Linked DNA regions of Mus musculus: region 1 is linked to region 2. Evidence: chromatin contacts called from ENCODE Hi-C or POLR2A ChIA-PET data. All regions are on one chromosome and are shown on one strand. Each heading gives the region's core, a stretch centred on a gene start or an enhancer-like site at or near the end of the contact. The rest is flanking DNA. Distances are from core to core; before and after follow the strand shown.

What was found. Hi-C counts contacts between places; a loop is a spot of excess contacts on that map. ChIA-PET counts read pairs that join two places held with the same protein, here RNA polymerase II (POLR2A).
Region 1: a loop to region 2 is called in a map of left cerebral cortex, with 2.9 times the contacts of the local background. The contact joins the promoter of Rassf5 here to the enhancer-like site in region 2. A Hi-C loop is called at or near these places in 10 of 37 maps with a recorded cell type or tissue (T-helper 1 cell, T-helper 17 cell, T-helper 2 cell and 4 more). POLR2A ChIA-PET finds 5 or more read pairs at or near these places in 2 of 5 experiments (Patski and embryonic stem cell).

The regions. Positions count from the first base shown.
Region 1 is chr1:131,241,678-131,248,096 of GRCm38, reverse strand. It overlaps Rassf5 (Ras association (RalGDS/AF-6) domain family member 5), which reads left to right and starts at 2,919. Exons shown (of 6, transcript NM_018750.4): 1 at 2,919-3,408. The coding sequence starts at 2,967. Gm28913 (a long non-coding RNA gene) reads right to left here and starts at 3,007. Exons shown (of 3, transcript XR_878525.3): 1 at 2,731-3,007.
Region 2 is chr1:131,207,647-131,213,350 of GRCm38, reverse strand. Rassf5 (Ras association (RalGDS/AF-6) domain family member 5) reads left to right here. Exons shown (of 6, transcript NM_018750.4): 2 at 973-1,094. Among named protein-coding and RNA genes, the nearest start is that of Gm28913, 35 kb to the left of the region's middle. Within about 2 kb of position 3,264, at least 1 of the 3 ENCODE cell types and tissues checked has a DNase peak (open chromatin) inside an H3K27ac peak, as active enhancers do; it is left cerebral cortex, where a contact is called at or near this core.

The sequences.
Region 1 (6,419 bases), core at 1,670-4,169, 35 kb before region 2:
CTTCTTCCCTGGAGGAGGAGTGTGTGTGTGTGTGTGTGTGTGTGTGTGTGTGTGTGTGTGTATTGGAAGGAGAAGGAGATGTTCTATCATGGGACATGGGAGGGGACTGGATTGGAAAAGATTAAAGAGGTGAGTCCCATACCTATTGAGGTTGGGGGATAGTTACTCCCCCACCCTGAACTTTTTTTTTTGTCTCAGAGAGATGGATCTTAAGATAAAGTTGAGAAAGTTTTGGGTGGGTCACATGACATGGCATTATACTATCTCCATCCACATCATCTGTGTTCATCCCAGGAGCTCTGGCTCCATGTCATTTCCCCATCAGCTCTGGAAGCAGCCATCACTGCTCCATCAAATCAGAGCCACAGGAAAACCAAACCAGAGTGTCTTCTATGTAGCCCCATGCTGGGGATGCTGCACACCTAACTGTCCCAGCCAGCCTCAGTCTATGACAGTTGACACTGGTGTCCTCACAGGAGCCTTCTCAGCCAGGGAATCGAAGTCAGCCACAAACGACAGACCCTTGGAATGCTTGGGCGAGGGAAGGACAGAGATGATGGCTGTTGGCTATTATTCATAAATAGTGTCTCAGAACTGGCCTCCCAGGGCTGTGTGTTACCAGAATCCTGTTACTTACACACCAAACCATCACCCCACACTCAAGCTGGTCTCTGTCCCCGGTCGTACCCAAAAGATGGCACCCCTGAGAGGTACAAGTTTCCAACCTTGTGAAGATGAATAGACACAGGGTAGAAACAAAGCAAACTTTTACATGCAATACAGGTTTCTGCAAGAAGCCAGAGAGCTGCTTGCAGATACCCTAGAGAGGAGGAGGAAAAGAGTATAAAGCCAGGCTGCACTTCCCCCATCACACTTTGGGAGAAAGTGCCAAGGAAGAGTTCCTGCTGGGCTCTCTCAGTTACAAGGAACCCAGCTCTGGAACAGGCAGGTCCTTTCCCTCCACTCTGCTATGGCTCTAGAGCAATAGTTCTCACAGTGGACCATCAGCACAAATGCTACTATGGGAACATGCTAGAAATACAAGTCTAGCATCCTAGCCCAGACTTACTGACACAGGAACTTGCCAGCAAGCTGTGATTTTAAAAGCCCTCTAGGGTTGGCTGGCCTCCAAAGCTTGGAGCACGGATGTAAAGAGAGCAAGAGGAAGGGTGGAGGGGCAGAGTGGTGGCCTCTGTGCCCACCGCCTTATCATAACTTTATCAGTTTGGAGTCCTTCTTTCCACTCCCCAGAAACCAGTGAATAAAACGAGGCCCAGAGACCAGGAACTTTTCCTCTGCCACCCACTTGAAAGGAGCAGGATTCTGATTACCACCACTTGGGGGAGGGGTGCGGGGGTGGGGGTGGGGAGAGAGGCTGTGGAGCAGGGAAGGCTGGGGATTCCCTGGTCACTGGACTTTTAGCCATTGCCTAAATTTACCTTCGAGAGGAAAAGTGAAAGTGAGGATTCCCCAGCCAGACACTAGGGGGAGACCCATCACTAGCCGGGAAAGAACCCTGGAGATTAAAATGTAGGCGAATTTATAGACAATTCCAGGTCTGGTTTCAGAATCCCCACACATTCTATACATACATTATTGCTCCCAATACTCTAACCTGAGGGTTCTCATCCCTTTTATAAGGTAGCTTGTGTGCAGAGAGAACCTATGCATTTTAACCCCGCCTATATTAAACACCGGTACTGTGAAAGTGTATATGAATCATTGCTATCCAGTATTATTTAATAAGTAAGGAGAAAGAGTGTGTACATGTTCACTATAGACATGCCCCTCCCCCAATATTTCTACCAGTGGTTTGTTGAGACCCAAAATACAGAATTTTTGAATTTGGTGCAGTGACTCTATTCCCATAGTTGCTTGCTGGTGGCTGCCACTAAATCAATCAAACCTGTAATTTAAGGGGGGCAGGGGGAGGCGGGAATGTGAGCTAGGCCTAAGTCAGAACCGCAGAACTGGAAAGAGCAAAGGCGCCTGCAGCTACAAAACCAGCCTGTAGAGGGCCCAGGACCCTTGCTAGCCTACGACCGACCGACCGGGCACAGGTTCGAAAATCCACAGTCCCACCTGTTCTCTATCCCTTGAGACGGCACTGTGGACAGGCCCACTAGTTATTACCATTACATAATTTTCAAGACCCAGTGCAAAAAGAATAGGCCGGGTTAAGAATTAGGATTTTCAAGATGGTGGCGACATAACCTTAAGCCAGACAGGAACCTATGGCGCACCCCTTGGTGCTGGTAGGATGCGGACTTCTCCACCCTGCGCCCCTGCTCAGGTGGACCTTCCATACCAAAGGAGGTGTGTAAGGGATTGGCATTCATTTCCGCAGTGATTACTCCAGCAACTAAGGGGGGAGGGGCGTAATTCGGGAGGAAAGTTCCTGTCCACCCATGGGGCACAGAGAGGTCTCTCATGATCACCGGATCACCAAGGATCACCAGTCACTCTAATCCCAGTCTTCGGGGAGGGGCAGTCTATGTAGCAGAGGTGAGAAGGGAGAGAGCTGATGTAGCCAGCTTCCCACGGGCAGCTCGGAGAATCCGCGGGCCGCCTTACTGACAGCGGCGGGCTAGCTCCTGTCCCGGGGCCACACCAGGTTGCCAAAGCCCTGCCTTCCCACCTGCTCCCCGCCCCGCCGGTGTTAGGGCGCCCTGGGAGACGCCCAGAGGGGACGGGGCAGAGCTGAAGACAGGCGCAGGAGCCGGCGCCTACCGAGCTCGCGAAGCCTCTCGGGTGCTCGGACCTTCACCACCGCCTAGTCGCCGAGTCACTCCTAAATCCACGCGGCTCCGACCCGCAGTCACGCGTGTTGCCCTTCCGGCCTCTCGGTGGGCTCCGCCCCGCCCCGCCCCGCCCGCGGGCTGCGGGCCCTTTAAAAGCGCGCTCGACCGGAGCCGCCCCTTCTGTTGGCCAGGCTCGGTAGCTGCCGCCGCCTGCGGGCCTTGGCCATGGCTTCCCCGGCCATCGGGCAACGTCCCTACCCGCTGCTCCTAGATCCCGAGCCGCCGCGGTATCTGCAGAGTCTGGGTGGCACCGAGCCGCCACCTCCCGCCCGGCCGCGCCGCTGCATCCCCACGGCCCTGATCCCCGCGGCCGGGGCGTCAGAGGATCGCGGTGGCAGGAGGAGTGGCCGGAGGGACCCCGAACCCACGCCCCGAGACTGCCGACACGCTCGCCCTGTCCGGCCCGGTCTGCAGCCGAGACTGCGGCTGCGACCTGGGTCACACCGACCCCGCGACGTGAGGAGCATCTTCGAGCAGCCGCAGGATCCCCGCGTCTTGGCCGAGAGAGGCGAGGGGCACCGTTTCGTGGAACTGGCGCTGCGGGGCGGTCCGGGCTGGTGTGACCTGTGCGGACGAGAGGTGCTGCGGCAGGCGCTGCGCTGCGCTAGTGAGTGAGGGCGGGGAAGGTGCGCGAGGTGAAGGGCTCTGAGCCCGGGAGAGGAGGCCATTGCCTTTTGTGGCCAGTCCGAACTTTTAGGCAGGTTACCTTTGGAGACAGCTGCTGTCACTGCCTGGCATCCTTTAATGGCTGCCCACTGACCAGAGGTAGTTGTATGTGTACAGTTACGTATCCTCAGACGGGTTTGAGCCTTCTCCCCCGTGCGCGTAAACAAGCTTGTTTGTAGGTTGGGACTGATGGCTCTCCACAAGGTCATTGTGTCTTACGCACACCCTCTTCTTCCTTTAGTTGTGAGTTTTAAAAATGAGGTAGTGATATTGACAACGAAGTGAGTATTTGACACTTATTAGGGTTAATGGGGAGATGACTCGGTGGTCACCTCAGGTTCTCTCAGGCTCTTCCTCCTAGGGAGCTGTTGGCATGGGAAGCCTGGTTAGGCTTTGAATGGAAGCAGGCTGTGAGGCTGAAAGATGCCAAGGTCACCTGCACCTGAGGCCTCCTCAGCCCTCCACACCTGGCTCAACGCTCTATACTCTGCTCCAGTGTGTGACTGTGCCTCGTGGCCTCCTCTTCCTCCTCCTGTCCCCCTGCACCCGCCTTCCAGCCCTAAAATCACTAAGCTCCCCGCCAGTTCCTTCCTTCCACAAGGCATCCCCACTGGCCTGCTGGCTTCTCCCAATCTTACTGTAACACTGGGCACCAGTATAGAGAGTTTCTGAGCAAGTCTGCGCTCTTTTTAGGGCTTATCATTACCTCTCGCCAATGGTGAGTCTGTATCCCTGTATAAGTCTCCTCCCCACCAACCCAGGGATCTGCTGTTGCCAGAGGATACTCATACCCGTGTGTTTACGTAGCTCCTTTGAACATATGAAGCACGCAGTGCAATGACAGCTTCCGGCAATCATCTGTGGACATGGATTACAGTCACATCTTTTGGTAAAGGGCCATCCTCTGTTGCCTCCTTCAGACTGCAACACTGGACAGCAGCAGCTAGCACTACTACCCTCACTCTAGCCCATAACAGCTCCCCCTCAGCCGCTCCAGAATATGTGAAAGGAAAAAGGGGGACTATTCTTCCTACCATGAGCATCCCCCATACAGGTGCCTGTTAAGGAGAAGGCTGGGCATGTAGAGTCCTGTGCACGGGCTGCTGTTCCTTGTAAATGCTGCTGACCTGCAGACGAATCCAGTGCAACTTACCTCTGGGCCCGCTGCTAGCTTTATCTCCCTCCGTGTTCCTGAGTGCTTTGCAGTACCCACTAGCCCTGGACACAGAGGATGAGGCAGTGGATTCACTGTTATGGATCTACTAAGGCTCAAATTCCAGAAGCTGCACTGTCTGTGAGAATATGCTTGTTGCAATTCCCGCTTGTTTAGACTTTGAGGGACTGTCAGCTTTACTCTGAGTTTGTGATATTCTTCTGGTTAGCAATGATGCTGTGTTGGCAGGATTCTGTGGGTATCTGTGCAGTACTCCATGACGAAATGAGCATCCTCATACCACATGAGAGTTGTTTATTTCCCTTGCTCCGTCCCTAAATAGTTTCCAGCACTTGGGAAATAGTGTCCTCCCTGCCGTTTCCTTCCACAAGGCATCCCCACTGGCCTGCGACTTGCTGAGGTCCTTTCACTTTCTTGGGTTCCTGTGGCCCCTGAGTAGTCGATTTCCTACCAGCCAGAGATGCCTGAACACCAAAGAGGCAGCAGAACTGAAGTCAGGAAGGCCACAGAAAGGAATCTCTGTTTGTTTGGTTTTTTTTAATATTTAACTAACCGTGAGTGTTCGGCTGACCAAGAGAAAGTTGAGACAGTTTTGGTGTGCAGGACAGACTCACCAGACATCTGGTGCTAAGCTGAGGTCTGGCTCTCTGAGAGGGTTTATTTGTTTTATTTTCATTTTTGAAAAGCATGGGTCAGAAAAGGATGTTTTAAAAGGTAATCCTGGAGCTGGGAAGAGGGGGGCAACTCAGTTGGCAAAGCAAGCATGAGGACCTGAACTGGATCCTTAGAACCCACATTTAAAATAAATAAATAAATAAAAGCAGGCATGGTAGCACATGCTTGTAACCTCAGTGCTGGACGGTGAGTGGAGACCGGCAGAGTCCTGTCTGGCCCTCACTGGCCAACCCTAGCTACTCGTACACATAGACACAGGCACACACGCACACCTCAAACTAGAACCAAAGTCCCGGCTTTGAATCCGAAATGTCACTTAGTCTCTGTGTGACCCCATGAATCTCTGTGTTGCCCTCACTTGTCTTTAAGAAGCGTGGATAATGATCTTATCTACAGCATCGTGTTAATGTGGGGATTCAGTGTAGTAATCATATACGTGTACGTTGATTAGAAAAGTGCCTGGCAGGGTACACAATGAACGTCCAATTAGATATAAGTGTGACCATTGTCTCCTCCCATTTAAGACCATTAATGGCTACCTGGGGCTCACTCTGCCACATAGCATAAGCATGGGGTACGGTTTTCAAGCTTTGTTTGGTGGTGGAGTTGGAAGCAGGAAGCGGATAGTATATCTTGGGAGTTTAGGTATGAAGTGTCCTCTAGACATGGCATCCCTGCCTAGCGCCTCAGGTGGAAGCCAGCTGTGATGAAACCCACAGTCCCGTGTCCGAGACTCCTCTGCACCTGGCTTAGAGAGAGAAGCCTTTCCGAGCAGCACTTGCGACCGGCAGAGCGCCATGCTGGTTTCCTTGAGCAGTGGCTGGAAACTGATGCTTGCTTACGCCACTCACACTCAAAGGCCAGTGGGGCTGTGAATGACATCTGTCTGTTTAGGAGGCTGACACTGGGTGGGAGCTGGGTGGACAAATGGGCTTTCAGTAGGGGAAGTTTTAGAGAATTGCCTTGCCTTGCTTACGCTTGGTCGCACTTCAGGAGGTCTGTAGCTAGTTAACGCTGTTAAGTTCAGAGCCAGAGCTCAGGACTAAGTCTGAGCGCTGGCAAGATGGCGCAGATGATAAAGTGCTTGCCGAGCAGGTATAAGA
Region 2 (5,704 bases), core at 2,015-4,514:
CCCCTGGCTTCACAGTCAGGAGAGCCAGTATGTGGAGAGCTTTGCCCTGACTGAGCTGTGGCACCTTCAGGACAAGGGACCACAGCTGGCCCGGCAGCCATCTATGCGAACCCTGTCTTCTGCCAGCCCCACCCTCCTGTCCTTTTCTCCTGCCTCTGGCTGAGTCTCTCTGCTTCCTGGCCCCTTGGACCGCCCTTGCCTTTTGCCAAGGAGGCTCTAGAGGAAGGTCCTGGGAAACAGGAAACAGCAGCGTATGCTCTGCCACTTGTGGTATGTGCCACTGCGGGCCTTCCTTTCCATCTCTGAGGAAGTCCCTGGATGAAAGTCTAAAGGTTCTTTTCAATTCTGGACATTAAGTCTCTACTTCCATGGATGAGAACACCACCTCTGGAAATTTGTGCCTTTCCCCCAGTTTGGGGTATCGTCAGTGGACTATTCCAATGGGGTTAAAGGAAGCACCCCAACATTTCTAGTCTAGACAGGGCCAGAGAGAGAATGCGTGTGATAATGACTTTGCCTTTGGGGTAATTTTAATGCTTGCAGACATACCCTCTTATGCCTGTAGAAACATCTTTACGTCACAGTCTGGATAATACCTATGTTTTATAGATTGACAAAGCGAAGCTCTTCCAGGGCTATATGGCCTCTGGTTATCAATATGTATTGGTAGAATATATAGCCAGATGATCTGACTATGAAGAAATCACTGAGGACCCCAGGTCCCAATAACGAATGCAGAGTCACACCAGATAGTGCAGGCAGAAGCGGTCTGCACGGGTGTGAAGCATTTGCTGCCACCATTTGTGCCAGTGCAGAGGTCAGATGTCACCCTTACACAGTCCCCTGCACTCCCCCTCCCCTCTTCTTCACTATACTGCCCTTCCCATCAGTGCTAAACGCAATCCCAGTTTCTCTGGTAAAGAAGGTAGACATCTACCTGACCCCTGATCCCTTTTATCTCTCTCCCTCTAGATTGTAAATTCACCTGCCACTCGGAGTGCCGCAGCCTGATCCAGCTGGACTGCAGACAGAAGGGGGGCCCTGCCCTGGATAGACGCTCTCCAGAAAGCACCCTCACCCCAACCTTGAACCAGGTAAGCAGGGGAGCCCGCAGGCCAGGCTGGAGAGCAGCCCCTGTAGGTGGCACAAGTCCATATAGACAAGCTGTTCTCTGGCCACACGGAGCCTCAGACACACCCTACCACAGGGGTCTGGGAAGTGACAGGCCTGCCCTGGAGATTTCTCCATGAAGTCTATTTGTCCCTGGGTTCTGATTCAGGTATAGGTGCAGATGGGAGCAGAGTGGCTCCTAGAGAACTTTCTAGAAGACCTGAAGCTCCACACATCAGCTTGCCTTTAGATCATAGTTCCTTCCAGACTTCTCAGACCAACCTTCAAAGGGGCTGGGCATTTCTCTGCGGAAGCAATGGGAGTATGGTGTCCTCAGTGGCTCATGATTCTGAGGTTTACAAAGCACACAAATGGCCATGCATCTGAACTGTAATGTTTAGGGATTGGGCTGTGGAGGACAGAGTGTATTGATTGTTGTGTTAAACATTCATCAAGTATCTGTTATGTATCAAGTGCTGTTGAGGATATGCAAAATAAGTGATAACTTCAGAATGGTCCACAGAGAGCTTCCATGCTGGCTGGGGAATTGTAACACAGCTGACTGGTAGATACCAGGACATGTGTGCAATAAGTATTAGCCAAGTATTTTGGGGTACACTGTGTAATTGTTTCTGCTAACATTTTAAAAAGATCACGGAAGGCTTCCCGAAGGAGGTGACATTTGATGTGAGCCTTGTCCTTCAGGGTGAGGGCTTGCTGGTCAGGGAAGTTAAGTGTAAATAGGATATTACTCACTTATTGATTTAGCAAGGTTTTAAGTGTCCACTATGGGGGGCTTAGTGATACACTTAAGAAAAATGGCTCGTTCCTGTCTTATGCTTACAGCAAGGTGAGAAAGGAGCAAGCTCTGACTGTGAGGGGGAAATGCACAGGCATTACGGACGACTCACGAGCAGTCTCAAGTCCCCACAGCCTTCAGGCACGTGCTCTGTGGTGTCCAAATGCCTGGCCCTCCCGCGGACATTCCCAGGTCCCCGCTGTCTCTGTGCCTGCTCCCATGGAACAACTGTGATATGTGTTTACAAGGGATTATATCGAACTGTCCTAAGATGTACATTGAAAGCTTCAGTGCCCCCTCTCCAGTCTGTGGGGTCATGGCGACTCTAGCAGAGTTTGCAGCCAGGCCTCTGGGAGCAGCCTGGCCTACACACAAGACCTGAGATGCACTGATGAGCAATGCAGATTTCTGTCTTGCATTCTGTCTTATTTTGCTTTGCTTTGCTTTTTTTTTTTCTGCTGCTGGCAATGGAACCTGAAGCTTGCTGGGCCGGTGCTTTGACTGAGCTCCCCCTCAGCAGCCTGTTAATGAACATTCCCTTATAAGACAGAGAGCGAATAGCACAGCATCCCTATAAGGGTTTTGTTTTTGTTTGTTTGTTTCTGGTTTTTCCTTCTTGTTTTTGGAAACAGGGTTTCTTTGCATACCCTTGGCTGTTCTGGAATTCAATGTATAGAACACACTGGCCTTGCTGGCCTCCAACTCAGAGACTCACCTGCCTCTGCCTCCTGAGTGCTGGGATTAATGGTATGTGCCACCACTGCCCAGCCCCTAAAGTATATTTAAACAACTGCTTTCTCCAGTTTCTCTTTCTCTTCGGGTTACTGTCAAGTCTCTTCTTTCTGCTCCCAACCTTCCCTATCTTGGTTCCCTGGATCTGCTTCTTGGGGTCTCTCATACTCTATCTAGGACAGGCTGCAGAAGGAAGTGATTTGCCCCCTCCCCTGAGACGTCTGGCCCTGTCTGGAGATGGTTTGGTTTGTCAGCTGGGACCTAGTACATAGAGGCCAATGGTTCTGCTAAGTGATCTACATGTTGCAATATAAGCCACAGAAAGGCAGAATGGCAGCAACTGGCCCCAAATGTCAGCTGTGCCGAGGTGGAAAAGCCTCTGTAGGCTGTGGGCCAACTCCCAGGGCTATGGACAGAAGGCAGGGAAGGGCATGGTTTTATTGCACACACACACACACACACACACACACACACACACACACACACACACACACACACACACACGGTCTCTTTCTTAGAACGATGGCCAGGAGGGGCGCTTTCCAGCAGTTCCGGCCTCCTTGGAAGAAAAGGCATCCCAGAGCCCTCTGGCTGAGTCATGGCTGTCTATCACAGAAGCAGCTCTGCAGCATTACAGAGATGTAAGAAACCCACACGGTGCCAGTCCCCAGCAGCAACAGCTCCTGTGGGCCCAGGTTGCTGGGCGCTGCGGCATGAGCCTTGGACAGGCTTGGCCCTGGCCTTCAGTAGAGTGCCCCGCCAGGCTCTGTGGGGAAAGCCAGGCCCTGATCCGGGTTCTTTGCTTCTTCTAAGAAACCCGTTCATGCTGATTTCCGCCTTGGCTTGGATTCGGATATATGAGAATGGCAGGTACTTTCTCCTATCTGGTTGGTGTTCTGCCTGGCTGAACTAACTCACCTCTTGCCATCTTCCTGAAGATTTATCGAGGCAGAGGCCTAGGCCTGAGCTCAGCAGGTGAGGGCCCAATCCAGGGGATCTATTGTGAGGTCTCAATCCGGTGGCATTTCTCCTTTTCGCTACTTAAGGGAAAGAAGATCATAGATTTTTTTTCATCAGCTGGAAAGAAGCAGTCTTACATGAATTTTCATGTATCCCACTGTATAAGCATTTACGTGTGTGTGTGTGTGCATGTGTGTGTGTGTGTGTGTGTGTGTGTGTGTGTGTGTTACTGAGAATTGAAGCCGGAGTCTTGTGCACTCACAAGAGGCATTCACGATCCACTACTGAACTGCAACTCCCAGCCCTTCAGACATTTTTCAAAATATGACTGAGATCATTCTACAGATAGTATTTGGCCTTCACCTTTTAAAAGCAATAATGGCAGATTTCTGACTATCTCAGCAGAGGAAGGAAGAAGGGAAGGCAGATGTGGGAGGGCAGGATGGCTTAGAGCCTCATCTCTAGACTGCAGACTCCTGAGGCCTTGTGGTCCCTGCACCTCCTTGGGAAAGCATGAGAGCTGCCTGCTTTTGCAAGCCAAAAGATGAATGGTTTTACAAGTCTTTCCTCTGGAATCCTCAAAGCTCCATGCCTTTCCCCCAGGCACCTTTAGTGTGATCAGACACATCTCCTGCAGGCCTTAAAAGTGCTCTTACTATGTAACCCCAGTGATGAGAGCCCCAGTAGCACCCCAGTGCACCCACAGTGAAGCAGCCTAGCCCCTCCGTGACAGCGACTCAAGAGAAGATGCTGCGCTTGGCTGCACTTTGATTCTCATTTAGCGTGCTCTCCCGATCCAGACAGCTCTGGCCCTCTGGCTGTTGACACACTTTTCTTAGAAATGGAATACATAGATTGTAAGAGACAAATCGAATCCCCTCCCCCCCCCCCACCACCACCCTGTTACTCAAACCCTATTTCCCATTTCTTCTACCCAGTAGACTCCTGAGCATCCTTCTGGAGAGACCATCTCCTCCAGCAGCAGTTCCCGGGCCACAGGCACTCTCTTGGCATAATCCTGCTTGGGGCCTTATAGCCCTGGCCTTGCTGCACATGACTTGTTTATTTCAGTACTCTGTGCATACGAGCGTTTTTTAAAAATTTATTTCTATTGACTTGTTTGTGTGTGTGTGTGTATGCTGTATATGTGCACATGTGTGTGTGGGTGCATATGTGTGTGCTGTATGTGTGCACATGTGTGTGCAGGTACATATGTATGTGCAGTATACATGCATGTATGTGGGTGGGTACATATGTGTGTGCACATGTGTGTGCAGGTACATATGTGCATATGTGGAAGCCAGAGATCGACTCTGGGCATTGTTCTCTGAGACAGTCTCCCTGGAGCTGGGGCTCACTGATTAAGCGAAGCTAGCTGGCCAGTGAGCTCCAAGAGCCACATCTGCAGCGCTGTGATCACAAGCATGTGCTACTATGCCCAGCTTTGTACATGTGTTTTGGGGATCAAACCTTTGGAGTGGGTAAAAGTCCACTCATCGATCTGACAACCCAAACTAGATATGGTCAGATGTCCTAAGGCAAGGGGGAAATTACTTCCTTCTGTGACCGGCTGTTCTAGAGGAAAGTATAGAGACTCCAAGCAGTAGATCCAAGGTCAAAGCCACAGCTCAGGTCCTTAGGTTTGTGTGGCAAGCAGCATCTGTGGGTGCATAAAGACCATGTCTCTCTGCAAGCACACACATTCATTCGACTAACCATAGAGGTCTAAGCCATTGTGCCACTGTGTAGGTGACCCTGTTCCATTTCACCCAATGGACAAATGACTTCCAGATCTCCAGAGTGGATCGACCTGGCTGGTGGCCCTTCAACCCAGGAGGTCTGTTTCCTTTCTGCCTACATTCCCACCCCCCAAACATCACACACCCCTCAAACAGACACACCCCTCCTCCCTGCTGTTCCTTAACGGAGCCCGCTACAGCTGAGAACTGACTCAGTTGGCAGGAGTTCAAATCTCCTGACTCCTAACCTGGAACTGCCTCCCACAGCACACTGTCTCCACTCCAGGCCCTGCTTTCCCAGGTCCTTCAGAAGAGGAGGGGCTGCCGTCTGTGAGCCCAGGACCACCACACGGGGGAGCCAGAG